Linked DNA regions of Homo sapiens: region 1 is linked to region 2. Evidence: chromatin loops called from intact Hi-C (ENCODE). Cell type or tissue: psoas muscle. All regions are shown on one strand.

Evidence for each region. Hi-C counts contacts between places; a loop is a spot of excess contacts. Peaks named below come from ENCODE experiments on the same cell type or tissue, not always from the same donor. Only the 100,000 strongest peaks of a DNase experiment are listed, where the experiment ranks them.
Region 1: a loop joins it to region 2, with 2.7 times the contacts of the local background. A loop is called at or near these places in 2 of 110 quality-filtered maps.

The regions. Positions count from the first base shown.
Region 1 is chr2:47,221,737-47,229,736 of GRCh38, reverse strand. The region is part of intron 3 of EPCAM-DT (EPCAM divergent transcript); the gene reads left to right. LOC124907763 (a long non-coding RNA gene) reads right to left here and starts at 2,820. Exons shown (of 2, transcript XR_007086311.1): 1 at 2,723-2,820. In psoas muscle, no CTCF peak of the experiment used is centred here; a DNase peak (open chromatin) is centred at 4,086; H3K27ac peaks cover 3,572 bases.
Region 2 is chr2:47,010,429-47,018,428 of GRCh38, reverse strand. It overlaps TTC7A (tetratricopeptide repeat domain 7A), which reads right to left. Exons shown (of 20, transcript NM_020458.4): 11 at 6,994-7,098. Among named protein-coding and RNA genes, the nearest start is that of TTC7A, 73 kb to the right of the region's middle. In psoas muscle, a CTCF peak has its summit at 3,000 (motif pointing left); DNase peaks (open chromatin) are centred at 1,678 and 3,577; H3K27ac peaks cover 4,383 bases.

The DNA of each region.
Region 1 (8,000 bases), 210 kb before region 2:
AAGAGTGAAACTCCGTCTCAAAAAAATATAAAAACCAAAGTGCTGGGATTACAGGTGTGAGCCACTGCTCCCAGCTGGGAACCTTCATTTTAACCAGCATTCCTCTGCAGCACACTAAAGTTTTGGAAGCAACAGTCTAGACTAAAATCCTAATTCCTAAACCTAGCGTTCGAGGTCTTGCAAAGTTTGGCTTTCCTTACTCCTCAACAAGTACCTTCCCCTCCAGCCAGGCTGAAGGGTTCCTTAATGTGCCTTCTAGCTTGTGTCTGCTCAGGCCTGCCCTTCACTGGCATCTTTCCTATCTCTCCTTAATCCACGTGATGCCAACTCAGCTTCAAGACCTAATTCAAGTCCCATCTGCTCCCAGCAGACTTTCTGATCACCCCAGCCTCCCTCCCAGGGGTTCCTTCCTTTCTCTGATTTCATTCAACATTAAATTGGTGGCATGCAGTTTAATACTTTATGATATACTATTCATTGTGGTTTTTCACTTGCTTTGATTGAGTTAATGGCATTCTCTTGCAACCTGTGACATCCTCTAGGGCAGGAATCACATGTTTCTCTCTTGCACCCTCCTTAGTACCAAAGACACAATTAAAGTCCCAGGTAGATCCTGAGAACCAATTTGCTAATAACTGAATTGAGGAACAGATGGGAGACAAATTGGGTGAAAAAGGGCGGGAGGGAAAGAGAAGAAGAGGATTGGCCATGGCCGTGTGTGAAGGGCATGGGACATTTTGGTTGAGGCTGGGATCCTAGGCTCAGTGGATGGGTGGAGTTTGGGCGACCACCCCGCCCCCGCCACCATAATTATTTGCATTTGGGGCTTGGCTGCTTCAGGGTCTCTGCCCCCACATAACAATTTGCATCCATAAATTTACATGGAAGTGAAGGAGCTTCCTGAAAGAAGAGACCGGCCTCTGTCGCCTCTCCATATTCCTCCCTTATCATTCAAAGTCATGTGTGGTGAACATGGGGATAGAGGTGCAGGCGGTAGAGCAGGACGTAGAGTCATACGGCTGCACCCCTGAAGGATGCAGCTTAAGGGAGGATGGGAATGCCTGGACTCCTTCCTGAGGCTCTCAGTGATTTTAGTCCCACAACTCCATGGTGGCCTATCTACCCCAGATTCTCCCTCCGCAGACATCTGCCCACCTATGCTTGAAGCAGTTGAGGCCAGCAAGTAGGGCTGTGTGGAGAGGGGACACCATGGATATTTTCTCATAAATGTAAATGGGACATCCCTTGTAGGCTCAAGAAGATGAAGCTGCCACATTCATGCTGTTCCCAGATCCCCTACTGCAGTTCCCTCTGCCTGGAGTGCCCTCTCCTCTGGCGGCTGCCTGATAAATCTTTGGGGATGGCCTGGCTGGACTCCCCAAGGCAGACTAAATTCTGCTTCCTGTTCTCATAGTCCTGCTTGAAGGCCTCTGTGAACAGCTCAGACTCCCCAGTAAAATAGGAACCATGACCACTCTCAGGGTGGTAAAGAGAAAACAAGATAATACAAGGCAAAACAAAGGGCTTGGAATTGCTTCTTTACTCCTATCTCCCCGCATTTCGCTGATAAGGCTGGTGATTCTGGACACTCTAGTGCTGGATGGGAGCATTCCGAGGAGAGGAGGCTCCAGCCCTGGGGATGCTTCTTGGCCATGAGCTGCCTGTCCTCGCTCGGACAAAGGAAGTACCCAACCTTAACATCCACGGGAGAAAACCCAAGGCAGCAGATGGAAGAAGAGCTACAAAGATAGCAGTCATTGGAGGAACAAAGAAAGGTCAGTGACCTGTGAATTATAAGGACAGTCCGGACACAAAGAGCCAGAAACCACAGTGGGCTCCTAATGGAAGAAAAGTGAAAGAAAAATCAATGGTGTGGGGAAGCTTCTCCTCCCATCTTTCAAATGGCTGCAGAAGGAGGAGGGGGAGGAAGAGCTCTGAGCTGGGAATATATTAGCTGCCTGATCTCCATCCTGTTACCAAGGGAGTGGAGTCCTTGTCCCCAGAGGCCTCTCAGGAGATGGTAGATAATTACATATGGGTCTCTGGTTTGGTACAGCTCTGTCTCAAGGCAAGGGATGGAATATATGACCCCTTCAAGCTTCTCTTATCTGTACTGGAGCAGGTTACCACGAGACAAAGAGAATTCAAGAGGCTGTCACATAATTATTTGTGTTGCATGCTTCCTTTAGCTTTTGAGAAATCTCGGAACAAAATCTTCAGCGCTCAAGACCAGAATGAATTTGGTGGTTTCACGACCCACCCCCTCCCATCTTTTATTTAAAATAATTAAAAAAACTCCAATCTCCTGAAATTCTTAAGACAGAAGAAGCTTTAGAGTCGACAAGAACGAGATCTTTTGCTTTCATTAGAAATGTCTGCATTTCTCTCTGGTTAAAGGAGGGTGGGATATATTGGAATATTAATGAGGAGCATTTAGATGAGGCTCTTAATTTGAAAAGAATATGAGAATTAATGCTTGAGTTTAATTGGAGCCTGAATCATCACAGATAGATTTTTACCCTCTTCTCCTTAATCAATTTCACCCTAATTAATTCTTCTGTGGCTAAGTCTTGTTACATTAGATAGTCTGCTGATTATTTCCACAATCAAGAGACTGTATATTCATGCATTTTTAATAAGGAACGACTGCATCCTTTTTCATAAGTGATCCTGCCGGTTGGCGGCTGCAGCCACTAAAATAATTATAGAGCAGATTACTTACTTTTAAAGCATTGTTTGCTGTCATATTCATCCTAGGTGACAATTTGGGAGAGCTCCGGAGGCTGCTGTAATCGCGCAGAGGAGCTGGGTATTTAATGTAGCAATTTTCAATGTCAAGTGCTGTTTATTCATAGGTCATTGCCTTTTTTTTTTTTTCTAAATAAACACAGGGGTAATTTGGTCTTGCTGACTGATGAAGTCATGTACTAAAGACTGGAAGGCCGTTCTAATTGTATGCTTAGTTTAAAACCTTGACTCTTGGAAGGACCTGCTTCTGAAGGCTGACTGGCACCTTCTGCCTCCATCTGTGACTGGCTCACATATGGTTGTACATGTCTGATTATTACTTATATGGTGGGGTGCTCTCATGTCAGACCCTGATATCCTTGCAAGCTTGAAGGCTTGAAGCAAGGCACACAGCAATTCCAAAGCTTCAGCTGTTTATTGTTTAGCAAGAGGAAGCGGGACAATCCACCTAAGGGAAAAGACTGCTTTTTGTTTTGGGAAAAACACTGGGCTTTTTCGTTATGCAGAGGAAAGGCTCAGAGCTGATTCTGGAATGGACAGGTTGAGACAAGAGGAAATAAATGGCTCTGTATGCTAATATAAATGACTGTCATGTGGTTAGTGGCAGACAGAGCTACCCCAGTCACCTGAGAAGAGGGGAGACTTCCTCTTATCTCTTGGGTAAATAGAAAGTTGGGACCTGGACGCCAGAGAGGAGAGATCTGGCTGAAGGCCTTCCTCTCTGTGGAAGTTAAGTGAGCTCTGCCATTAAATGGCAGGCCTGACAGGCCTGGAGGGAAAAGGCAAGCAGGGCACCCCAGGCCATGGGCCAGTGGACTCCAGGAGAGTTCATAGGCAGCCTCCAACTTAACTGGTTTTTTTTTTTTTTCTGTAATTATAACTCTCTTTTGCCAGCCCCAATAACTTCAGCCTTGAAGGTGTTAACCTTACAATCTTGGAAAAACAAGAGATCCCGTATCTGTGCTTGGAACAGAGTGTGAAGAAAGGGAGTGTGATCTTCCCTGAGACCACCACCCACCATCACCACCCAAAGCCTGCTCAAGAAAGCATTGTGGTCCTGGAACCCATGTGAGGGGCCACACATTGGCCTTGGGAAGGAGGATACTCACGGGATCCATACAGAGGCAAAGGCTCAGGCTAACGCCCAGCTCAGGTGGACAGGTGTGGAAGTGGACTGAGACAAATTCCTTCCTCATCTTCTGGAGAGAGACCTTCAAAAGGAGAGACTACAACTTGCAAAGCACACAGGCATGGGTTATTGGCTAGCAGCCAACTGGGCCGCCCTTAATAGACATTGCAGTTGGCCAGAGACTCAGAGGTTATCCTGTCCCCCACCCCCTCTTTGCTCTCCACACCAGCTGTTCAGGGAAAGAGCCCAACTGTGGCAACCGCCAGCTCATTTCCCAGGAATGCCACCGCCAGCTGCTCTGCAGAACCCAGGGCCAGTAACTAGTGGCCTCATTGAACCTTAGGTCATTACTCTGACCCCTACTGCAGATGACGAAACTGAACATTTCTGGTACGGTTACTCTCTAAAGCAGCGTCCCTAAGACCACTGAAGGAGTTGCAAAGATTGGAAGGGCAAGACCTGAGCAAGTGTTTGGCCATACGGTAAATATGTGTCAAGCTGCTTGGGTGTCCAGAGCCAGCCCCCTAACCCCTATTTCACTGATAGGAAACCTAGGCCCAGAGAGGTAATTGGTCAAGGTCTATTGATCAGTGATAAGTTCAGACCTTGTGTCCCACGTTCCACAACTCCCAATCCAATATTCTTTCTGGATAGCCCCTCCCTTGGGTCACTTTCTCTTTAGCTAGACAAAAAGGACATCCTGCCAGCTTGCCATGTATTTACTGTGTGGCCAAACATTTGTTCAGATCTTGGCCTTCCAATCTCCTCAATTCCTTCAACAGTCTTCAAAACATCTCTTTGGAGCATTTCGCTATAGATAGCAACTGCACTAGAATTTTTTAGCTTCCTCATCTGTAACATGGAGATAATAATAGCAGTTATGGCATCGAGATAATTCATGTAAAGAACTTAGAACAGTGTGTTCTTTCAAGCACATAGTAAGTGCTTGATAAATGTTTCCTCAAAACAGGGGTTATGTGAACCCAAATCTCTGTCATCACTTATGAAAGGCTGAAACAAAAGGTAATGCCCAAAGGAGGCTGGAATCCAATGACAGTCATATTAGAGTGGGGTGTTCCTTGGGGGAGGCATTTTGATCTCTAATATTGTATCAGTCAGTAAGTGGTCCCAGAAGCTAGGAGAGGAGCAGCAAGACTCTTATAGCCTTTGCGTCACCTGCCCTGGCCAAACCTTGATGCACGATCCAGCCTCGAGGCTGGGATGCTACAGGAGATGGGGAGAGGAGCCGGGTGATTCACTTACAAATTCATATAAACCGCCCTCCATGGGCTGTTTTGGACTGACTTATCAGGTTCAGTTCTGCAGCTTCCGTCCTGGGTTTGGTGGCCGGGGAGTCTCGGTCAGCCTGGAGGACCCCAGTAAGTTCAAGGTATAGTACTGGTGGGAGGAGAACCTCCATTTCCTCAGAATACCAGGAAACTCTTGGACTACATGTAGGAACCAATTTCATTTTTTTCCTTTATTCTTTGTTCTCCTTTCCTTCATTTTCTCCATTCCCCTAATATTTTTAAGTCCCTCACCCACATCCTAACCACAGCAGTTACTATAAAAAATAAAATCAGACTAAAGGGAAGGGGATGGTTGATGAAGCCATCTCCATGGGCTGCTGTTCTATATGTGTAACTCTTATCTCCCTTAGTAGAGGGGAAGTCCTTAGAACAGAGGCTATATTTTGCATTCCACTGGGGCTCTGTCACCTCAATGTGTTCACGGAAAGTAGTAAGTACTTATGGAGTAAAGTTAAATGTTCTAGTATAGAATTTTATTTTTAGGGAGAAGTCCTGCATGCTAATGTGACACTATTCCCTTTTGGACAGATGGGGAAATTTAGGCTTCCAGTAATTTAGAGAACTGGTACACACTCACAATCAGGGCTGGCCTGCCACTCTTCTGCTTACTTCAGGGCCCTTATCTCCCGAGCTGCCTCTAAAACATGTCTAAAACATGTTTACTTTTTAAATTTTTTTAAACAGGATCCCCCTCTGTCGCCCAGGCTGGAGTGCAGTGGCAGCACCATGGCTTGCTGCAGCCTTAACCTCTTGGGCTCAGGTGATCCTCCCCCGCCAGCCTCCTGAGTAGCTGGGATTCCAAGTGCATGCCACTATGCCTGCCTAATTTTTTAAATTTTTTGTAGAGACAGGGTTTCACCATGTTGTCCAAGCTGGTCTCGAACTCCTAGGTTCAAAAGATCCTCCTGCCTTGGCCTCCCAAATTGCTGGGATTACAGGCGTAAGCCACCGCACCCGGCCACATTTACTCCTTATGGCTTGTTTCGAAAGCTCATTTTCAGGTTTGTCTGGGATTTGTATCCCAAGGATCTACTGTGTGTCCTAGGGACACACAGCTGTAAGGTAAGATAAGTGGCATCCACAAGAAGGCCAGCTACTGAGGATATCGGGTTAAAGGCACTAAGGAAGTAAATCACTTGGTAAGTTAACTTAGAAAGGCCAAGATGTTAAACTCTGAGCCAACCAGGATTTAATTTATTTGTTATTGAGGTTAATGTCATTTTTACTGCATGCTAATAAAAGCCTGAGCTCTGTTGCCAAGATTCAAGAGAAATCTTAGTTATCATTTTTCCCTCCATTGGTAAGAAAATGGACTGTCAAATTTGGGAAGGCTGGAAGAAAGGGGATAAAGGAGAACATGGGGAACATTTCTCCCCTCTGCTGGTCTGCAGTCTGTTTCCAAGACAGGAGGAGTCATGTCATCTTCTCTCATCAGTGTTGCAGCTGCCTTCGCCTTAAAAGAGTTTGCTCTGGGAACAGAGATCTATTCCTGGGGCCAACTTCTCCTCATGGTTAGCCTGTTGCTTCGGACCATGCTATGGTTTGAATGTGTCCACTCCAAAATTCCTGTTGAAACTTAATCCCCACAGTGGCGGTATTAAGCTACCTCTGACAGCTATTGGATGTGTGACTTCAGACAAGTCACTTAACCTCTCTGGGCTTAGTTTACCTTATCTACAAAATAAGAATGCCTGCCTTACTGACCTCATCCAGCACCTCATAAGAGCAATGCCATGTTCATTCATTTAACAAATTCTTTTTTTTTTTTTTTTGAGACGGAGTCTTGCTCTGTAGCCCAGGCTGGAGTGCAGTGGCGCGATCTCGGCTCACTGTAACCTCTGCTTCCCGGGTTCAAGGAATTCTCCTTTCTCAGCCTCCCGAGTAGCTGGGACTACAAGTGTGAGCCACCACGCCCAGTTAATTTTTGTATTTTTAGTAGAGATGGGGTTTCACCATGTTGCCAAGGCTGGTCGCAAACTCCTGAGCTCAGGCAGTCCACCCACCTTGGCCTCCCAAAGTGCTGAGATTACAGATGTGAGCCACCATGCCCGGCCTCATTTAACAAAATCTTAACAGAAATCTACTCGAACTAGATCCTAGGGACACAGCTGTAAATAAGACAAACTCAGTTTCCACTTTCTTTCAGCTTACACTTTGGTAGGGGGATGTAGGCAATCAAATAATCATTGAAGTAACCGTGTGTCCTGGTTATTTATTGCTGTATAAAAAATCATCTCAAAATTTGGTGGCTTAAAACAACAATCATTTAATGGGGATTGACTGGACCCGAGGAGGTGGTTCTTGTTCAGCGTTTCTCATGCCATGGCAGTCAGACAATGGCTGGGGCTAGAGCCAGAATCATCTCGAAGCCTTGCTCACTCACATGTGTGGTGGTGGATGCTGGCTGTCAGCCAAAATATCTACAATGTGGTCTTTCTATGCGACTTGTGCTTTCTCCCAGCATGGAGGCTAGTTTCTAAAAGCAAGCTAGGCAGAAGTGTGTGGCATGTTTATGATCTAGCCTTGGAAGTCACATAGCTTCACTTTTGATGTATTCTGTTGGCCAATGCAGTCACAAAGCCCAACCCAGGTTAAAAAAGAGGGAACATAGACCCCACCACTCGATGGGTGGAGTGTCAACATCATGGTTCAGGAAGAGCATGTAGGATGGGAAATATCATGGCAGCCATCTGCAGAAAGTACAACTTGCCACACTATGCATTACATGTATAGCGCTTAGATTAGTGCCTGGCACTTAAAAAATATTCGTCAAAGTGTTAACTATTTGCTTTTAGATGCTTTGAAGGAAAATC
Region 2 (8,000 bases):
ATATTTTTAGCAGAGACAGGGTTTCACCATGTTGCCCTGGGTGGTCTCGAACTCCTGAGCTCAGGTGATCCACCTGCATTGGCCTCCAAAAGCGTTGGGATTACAGGTGTGAGCCACTGTGCCTGGCCAGCTTTTTTTTTTTTTTTTCTGAGACGGACTCTCACTCTGTCACCCACTAGGTTGGAGTACAGTGGTGCGATCTTGGCTCACTGCAACCTCTGCCTCCCAGGTTCAAGTGATTCTTGTGTCTCAGCCTCCTGAGTAGCTGGGATTACCAGTGTGTGCCACCATGCCCGGCTAATTTTTGTATTGTTTGTAGAGATGGGGTTTCACCATGTTGGCCAGGCTGGTCTCAAACTCCTGACCTCAAGTGATCCACCTGCTTTGGCCTCCCAAAGTGCTGGGATTACAGGAGTGAGCCACTGCAGCTAGCCAGGTTCATATATATATGTATATCAATTACAACTACTCATATATACTAATATATATATATCCATATTTTGTATATGTATTATACAATTAATCTTCCATGGTTTTAAAAATATCTCAGCCTAAGTCTCTGATGGCAAGTGTCATCTGAGTATAGTCCTGGTTCCTCATAGCTACATGACAAATTGGGAAGTGGCATCAAAGACCCTCTGGAATCCAGAGAGTAGACATTACTGCCTGCCTTTTGTCTCTCAGCCAGATCCTTAGCCACAGAGGAGTGACTCTACATGAGCATAAGTTGGCACCTCCGCAGGCCCGCACAGTCCACTATGCTGAGCTGGTCGAGCTTTCCATCCCCTATCCAGGGTCCACTCACCCCACTGTGGGTAATACACTGGAGTATTTCCTATCTTATTCTCTGATAATCTACAGTCTATTTCAAGGTTTTGATTATTTTATTTTTGAGATGGGGTCTCGCTCTGTAACCCAGGCTGGAGTGCAGTGGCATGACCATAGCTCACTGCAGCCTTGACCTCCTGGGCTCAAGCGATCCTCCCACCTCAGCCTCCCAAGTAGTTGGGACCACAGGCACGCACCATTGCACCAGGCTGACTTTTTACCTTTTTATTTTTATTTTTTGTAGAGATGAGGCAGGGTGGGTCTCACTATGTGGTCCAGGCTTGTCTGGAACTCCTGGGCTCAAGCGACCCTTCCCACTTAGCCTCCCAAAATGTTGAGATGATAGGCATGACCTACCACCCCAGTCTCAAATTTTTTTTTTTTTTTTTTTTTTTTTTTTGAGACAGAGTGTCGCTCTTGTTGCCCAGGCTGGAGTGCAGTGGCATGATCTTGACTCACTGCAACCTCCGACTCCTGGGTTGAAGCGATTTTCCTGCCTCAGCCTTCCGAGTCACTGGGATTACAGGTGCCCGCCACCATGCCTGGCTAATTTTTGTTATTTTTAGTAGAGATGGGGTTTCACCATGTTAGCCAGGCTGGTCTCGAACTCCTGACCTCGGGTGATCCACCCACCTCGGCCTCCCAAGGTGCTGGGATTACAGGTGTGAGCCACCTTGCCCGGCCTCAAATTTTTTTTTTAAGAGTTCTATTTCACAGCCCACTAATGGGCCCCACCTGCGATCTGGAAAAATTGCTCTAATCAGATGGCTGCAGACTGGCCCAGCGCCTGCCCTTCTGCTCTACTCCAGACGTCTTCCTCCCTGCCTAGCACCTCATGTGCCCTTTCCAGACACTTCCTCCTTGTGGCCTCCAAGTTAACAGCTGGTGGCTCTGTAGTCCAGGCTGCTGCTTCTGCAGCAAGCTCAGGTTACAGCACCGGGCTTTCCTTGCTCATCAAAATACTTCTAGGGTGAGTTTCCAGAGTTCTCTTCAACCTTCCTTCTCCCAGTGATACACTGCTCTTGAATGCCTTGTTTATCTAGGGCAGCCATGGAACCTTGCCACTAAAACCCAGGTGAAGATCTTTCCCTGCCTAGTCCTCTGCAATTCTAGAGTGATTAGGGGCTCCCCTGGCATTTTCACAGCACCACAGCTACCTGATGGCATTGGTGTTTCACAGCAGAAGGCGCTGAGGGCACAGGGAGCTGAGCTGAAGCGACCTATCCAAGGTCACCTGTCTAGGAAGTAGCAGAACTGTTTCCAACCCCAGTCTCCTGATGCTGATTCACAGCTACCCTCTGGAGGGTTTCATTTTTCTCCTCTCTGACCCTTTGGAAAAGGATGCATTGAAGGACATAATGTTTTGATCCTTTGTTTTTGTGTTACATAAGTAAGGGAAAATTTCCTGTGACTTTACAAGTTCCTCTGTCTCTCCAGTGTTTCGAATTTGGTCCCTACACAGACTGGCTTCTTGCTCACACACTCTGCTAATGCCCAGGACTGCCTTCCATTTCAAGGGTTACCTCACCTTGCAGTGAGCCAAAAAGGTTTGCCCTCGGAATCTTCACCCTCGTTCCTCTCTTTCTGGGAACTACAGAAAGTTCGTTTCTGAGCCCGCAGAGTTTTTAACAGCACCTCCAGTTTCTCCTTAGTTCCTTCCCACGAGCCCGGAACCTGCTGTTAGCTGCTCTACTGAAAAATCCCCTTTTTTTCTCCCTGGGAGGAGTAGTAGGCACTCTTTCCAATTTCTACAAGCTGGTGGCAGGAGGGCTGGCATTCTTTCTCCCCTGCCTCATCAACACTTAATCCATCTTCCTGGCTCTGCCCACCCCTGAATTTGAAAAATGAAGTCAAAAACATCAAGGCGCATCCTTTTTGTGTGCCTGCTATTTTCAAGGGGCTGTAACGGTGATAGCAACCATGCAGGTACCCGCAGTGTGCTAAGCAGGGGCACTCTTCATGTCATCTCTGATATTCACAGCTACCCCATAATGGCGGACATGATTGTTTCCAGGCTACAGATGAGGAAACCGAGGCACAGACAGGGTAAATTACTCCCTCAAAGTCACACAGCTAGTAAGTGGGAGTACATGGGTAGGCAGAAATTTGAACTCTACCATCTCTGCCTCCAAAGCCTATGCACTTTTCCACTACCCCCTGCTGCCCTCCTCAGGAAGGAGGTGAGAGATGGCATCAGAGACCTTTCCAAAGATAAGCATGCCCTGTTTCCATTTTGCAACTCCTCTGCTGTCTGTGTGACACCACACATGCATAGCCTTTCCTCTTTGCCTCCTGTAAAGGTTTCAACTTTTTAAGTTAAATGAATTTTAAATAATTGGAGGGATACAAAAAAATATTTACATCTCTCTTTCCTTCTGCTGCAAAAATAGGGACCCTGGCAGGAGGCTGGGCATGCCAAGGCAGAAGGCTGCCATGCAGGCCTCTCTGATTTCAGTGCTGGCGTCACTGAGTCAGAGCCTGGGAAGCCCTCCCTCACCAAGGGGAACTTCAAGATAAGCCCCAGGGTCAGTGCTCTCCCATTCCAAACCCAAACCTGCTCAGCTACTCCCACCCTGGTGCAAACCCCCGAATCAGCCAGCCAGCACGTGACCATGCACGTCCCTCTGCCTGCCACAATCCCCAAGACACAACCTTGCTCTCAGACCCAGACCCGGTATGGGGTGTCCAACAGTGGCTCTGGGCATGAGGACAGGATGTGGGAAGAGCAGGTGCTCCGCCTCTGGGCACATGGCCACCCAGTCCAGCTTCACCCAGCACAACTCGTTTTCCAAATGTCCTAGTTTCAGCCTCCCTTTCTGCAACCCAGGCCAAATTGACCACCCCCAGATTTCTGTCCCCTGCTCATGGGGCTTGGCTGGGCCTGCTGGGGGCTGACGTGAGCCAGAATAACTGCGAAGGCAGGAGACGAAGGGGGTGTGAGCCGCCTTTTGGGATCTGTGCCCTGTCTCATGCACGAACACCCCCTGCCTGCCAGGCAGACCCATTCTTTTCACTGTGAGCCTCAGGAACAGAGAGTACAGGGCTGACCCACTCTGGGCCTCCCTGTAGAACTAGGGATGGTGAGGCAGGAACCCAGCAGAAGGATGGGGCCAGTTTCCAGTCCTTGAGAAAAAGGGGCTCAAACACGAAATTTGTGGGGAGCTTGTTGCCTCCCTTCTCAGAACCCTTGGATATCCCACAGCCTGCTCTCTTTACAGTGCCACCTAGGGAGCAAGAATTAGGTGCAGAGTGCTGGGAGAACCCCCAAACCAAATACAGATCCCTCATCTGGTCCCTTCCTGGCAGGTTGGGATGTGTGTCGCTTCGTCAGTTACTAGTATAGCACCTACTATATGTAGGCTTCCTGTGGGGGAGAGGGGGTCAGAGTGCAAGACATGGCAAGTGAGCAAGTTCCCCACCTAGTTGGGAAGTCATGCACCACATAAGACAGAATTCATTGCCAAGTGAATGTGTCCATCGGCAAGAAGGATCCATCCAGCGAGCACCAGGCATTGAACCCTGGGCTGGGGTTTCAAAGAAGAGACAGATAATTCCTGCACTCAAGAAACACAGATGATCACAATGTGATGTGATCTGTATCCAAGACAGGTAGGAGGTGCAGGGGGTGAAGCTTCCAGATCAGGGAAGGTTGCCAGGAGCCCACTCTCGGGCCACCCATGGGACATCACTCTGGCCTGTGCCTGATTTAAACCCTGGCTCAAACTAGCCCCTGAACCCAAATATGCTGCTCAGCTGAAGTTAAACAGCTCACCCTTCTCCTCGATTCTGATGACAAGTCTGCATGTTTAAGTTTCCTTTTGGGCTTTTCTATTTATGTTGTCATTGATTACTTTGCTCCTAACTCATCTGATTTCAATTTGGACTGATTTGATCCTAATTTTATTACCATGTAATCTGAATGCACATAATTACTGTAATTATGCTGCTGAGGGAAACAGCTCCTGCATGGTGGGAAGACCTAAATTTAGGGCTTCCTGGCAAGGGCGGCCGTTGGCTGGGTGGACCCACAGCTACCTCAGAGCTGGCAGCCTTGAGGGGCACAGATGCCCTCCCCCGCTACACCCCCTCAGAGATGGGTATTTTGGGTTTCATCTCAGAGATGAGCTTGAGGCCCCTCTCAGAAGCCCTAGGAGCAAGCAGCGGCCTGAGTTGGGGTCGGGGAGCCCACCTGCTCTGCACACTCTGGCTCATATCTCCACCCTCTGCTGCACGTGCTCAGCACCCATGGGCCACCTGTATCTGAAGTGCTTGCTCACAAGGTCGCCCTACCTCTGGGTGCCAACTGTCTTCCCCAAAAGACCTGGGAACCAAGGGTTCCCTGATACTCATGAGGTGGGGGAAAGCAAGCTGTGATGCAAGGGCCTGGTTTTGGCCCTCCTGTATCCTCCCTTGCCCTCTCAGTTCAGTCTGAGGCTGCCTCCTCCATGATGCCTCCCTGACCCGTCCAGCCCTCTCCCTACTTGGTCATTTATGTCCCACCCGAGGAGACTTACTGTTTCCATTTTACAGATGAGAAAACTGAGGCACAGTGAGGTTAGGTGCCTTACTCTAGGGTACCCAGTGGGTGGGCAGTGAAACTCTTAACTACCTCATTACACTGCTCCTTCCAAAGCCCAGAGCCCATTACAGGACTGATCTCACGTAATTCTCCCCAGCCTAAATGACAGCATAAAGAACACGAGCCAGATGCCACACTTTCCCTTCCTCCTGATCAGCCACAGAGGGGATGGGGCACTTCAGACACAGGGATCTGAGAACCAGGTGGAAAAGGGGAAAGGTGCTCTTTTCACCCAGCCTCTTTGTGCTTGGGAGGACTGACTCCCTGGAGCAGAGAGAAGGCAAGCCCTGCTGCGATGATGAGGCGGGGACCCAGCAGAGGGATGGGGCCAGTTTCCAATCCCAGGGAAGAAAGGTTGGAACATGGAATTTGTGGAAAGCTCATTGCCTCCCTCCCCAGAATCCATGATTTGTTTGTGTACAGGAGGGAAAGTGGCAAGAAGAGTTGTAAAGGCTGCTAATTATGAAGCTCCTGCTGCATGCACCCAGAGCCTGGCCCCCACTGCCTTAAAACAAGCTGGGCACACAATGGTGAGGGGGTGGCCGAAGGTGTCAGGCCAACTGGAAGACAGGGAGGCCATCTCCAGGGGAAGTGCCCACTTTAGGAGACCCTGGGCCTGGAGAGCAGATGAAGGAACTGGGGAGATGTGGGTGGAGAAGGGCCTGATATCCATCATGTGGGAGGGAGAATGCGCTTGCTCTGTGTTGCTTGAGAGGGTAGAAATAGGAGGCTGACATCAGCAAGCTGATTGGGACTGAAGAAAGCAAAGATTATCCAGAAGTGGGCCCCCAGTCGGAAGAGATACCTGCACAGAGGCCCCATTGCTGGGGCCCAGTGCCGTGGCCCAAGAGCCCCCATAGGCCTGGAGCAGCATCCGAGTAGGCCCAGGGCAGGAGGACTACAGCAAGGCGGGGGACCTGGGCTCCTGGCACTGTTCTCCTTCACTACTCCAAGCTGCTGATCTCATGGGAGTCTTCAGGAGCCTGCAACCCCCAACTGGGGGGTTAAAGGCCTCGAACTGGGGAAAGAGCAGACCTGGAGCCATAGCCTCCTAACAGTTCAGCTGCTTCTGCAGAGAGCAGTAAGCAGGCAGCGGAGCACAGGGCAGGGCCCTGGAGGGCTGGAGCCAAGAGGAAGGAGAGGGGCTGACAGAAAAGACCAACTTCCCATTCCGCCAAGAGCAGCTCTGCCCCCAGAATCGCGCCTTGCAGGCCCTTGCAGATTGGATGCTAAGGTCATCTGAAGCCTCAGAAATGATGAGGCTGGTCCAGGTGACTCAAGGTCTTACCTACTACTCTGCTGCTGGGCAGGTGGGGAACACCTCTACTTCCTTATGTTTCACTCTCTGGAGGCCACAGTTCAAGGCTGAACTGCCAAACCAGACACCATCCTGAGTCAGGGGACCCTGCCATTGGAGGCTGGCAGCTCCTCAGAGACTTTCTCCCTGCCCAGGCCCATCTGCCTGGTAGCTCCCATCCTTTCCACCTTCGGCATGCACCCACACATACACGTCAAGACGTGCACAGCCAGCTGCTGCCACCCTCCCCACAGGAGGCCTCTGGGACCTGCCCTCACAGCTCACTCACCCAGCGAAGGGACCCGATGCAGACCTTCGCGGCCATCAGGGGCACGGTGGGGTCCGAGGGCCGCAACTTCACACACTCCCGCAGCAGGGACACAGCGTAGGCTGACTGCAGAAAAAAAGAGCAGGAAACACTGTCACTCACAGTCCTGGATCTCAAGGGCCCACAGTGGGGCGAGCTTCCCAAACAACCAAGCCTTGCTCTGTATCCCTTTGCTCTCAGGAGCCAGGAAGAGGTCCAGGGCAGAGAAGCCTAGGCAGTGTCGGCAGGCAAATCCCTCCCTGGGCCTCAGTTTCCTCATCTGAAGATTAGAGGCTGTGACCCTTGCTCTTTAGGTAACATGATGACAGCTAACATGAAAACGAATGGAAGGTCTCCCCAAGGAATTCAAATTTCAAGCACAGAAATTTTAGAGGTAGAAAGGGGCTCTCTAAATGAGGGCTGGGCACGGTGGCTCACGCCTGCAATCCCAGCACTTTGGGAGACCGAGGCAGGCAGATCACTTGAACTCAGGAGTTCGAGACCAGCCTGGCCAACTTGGTGAAACCCCGTCTCTACTAAAAATACAAAAATTAGCCAGGTGTGGAGGCGTGTGTCCATAGTCCCAACGACTCAGGAGGCTGAGACACGAGAATCGCTTGAACCCAAGAGGTGGAAGTTGCAGTGAGCCGAGATTGTGCCACCGCACTCCAGCCTGGGTGACACAGTGAGACTGTGTCTCAAACAAACAAACAAACAAACAAATAAATAAGGACTCTGGAGGCATGGCCAATGGCGGGGTTGGGGGTCGTATAAAGGCTGGCAGAGAGGAAGGGGAGATATTCTAAACTGGCAGAGCCGGAGAGAACCTCCAGACAGTAATCTGAGGATCCCCCCAGGCTTCAGGGACTCAGACTGGACCTGCTGAGGACGGCCAAGTGTGAAGGAGGGCTGGGCGGGGCGGGGCAGCCACAGCCAGACACGAATGTTACCAATAACAGTAATGAGAAGAACAGCAGCAGCAAACACTT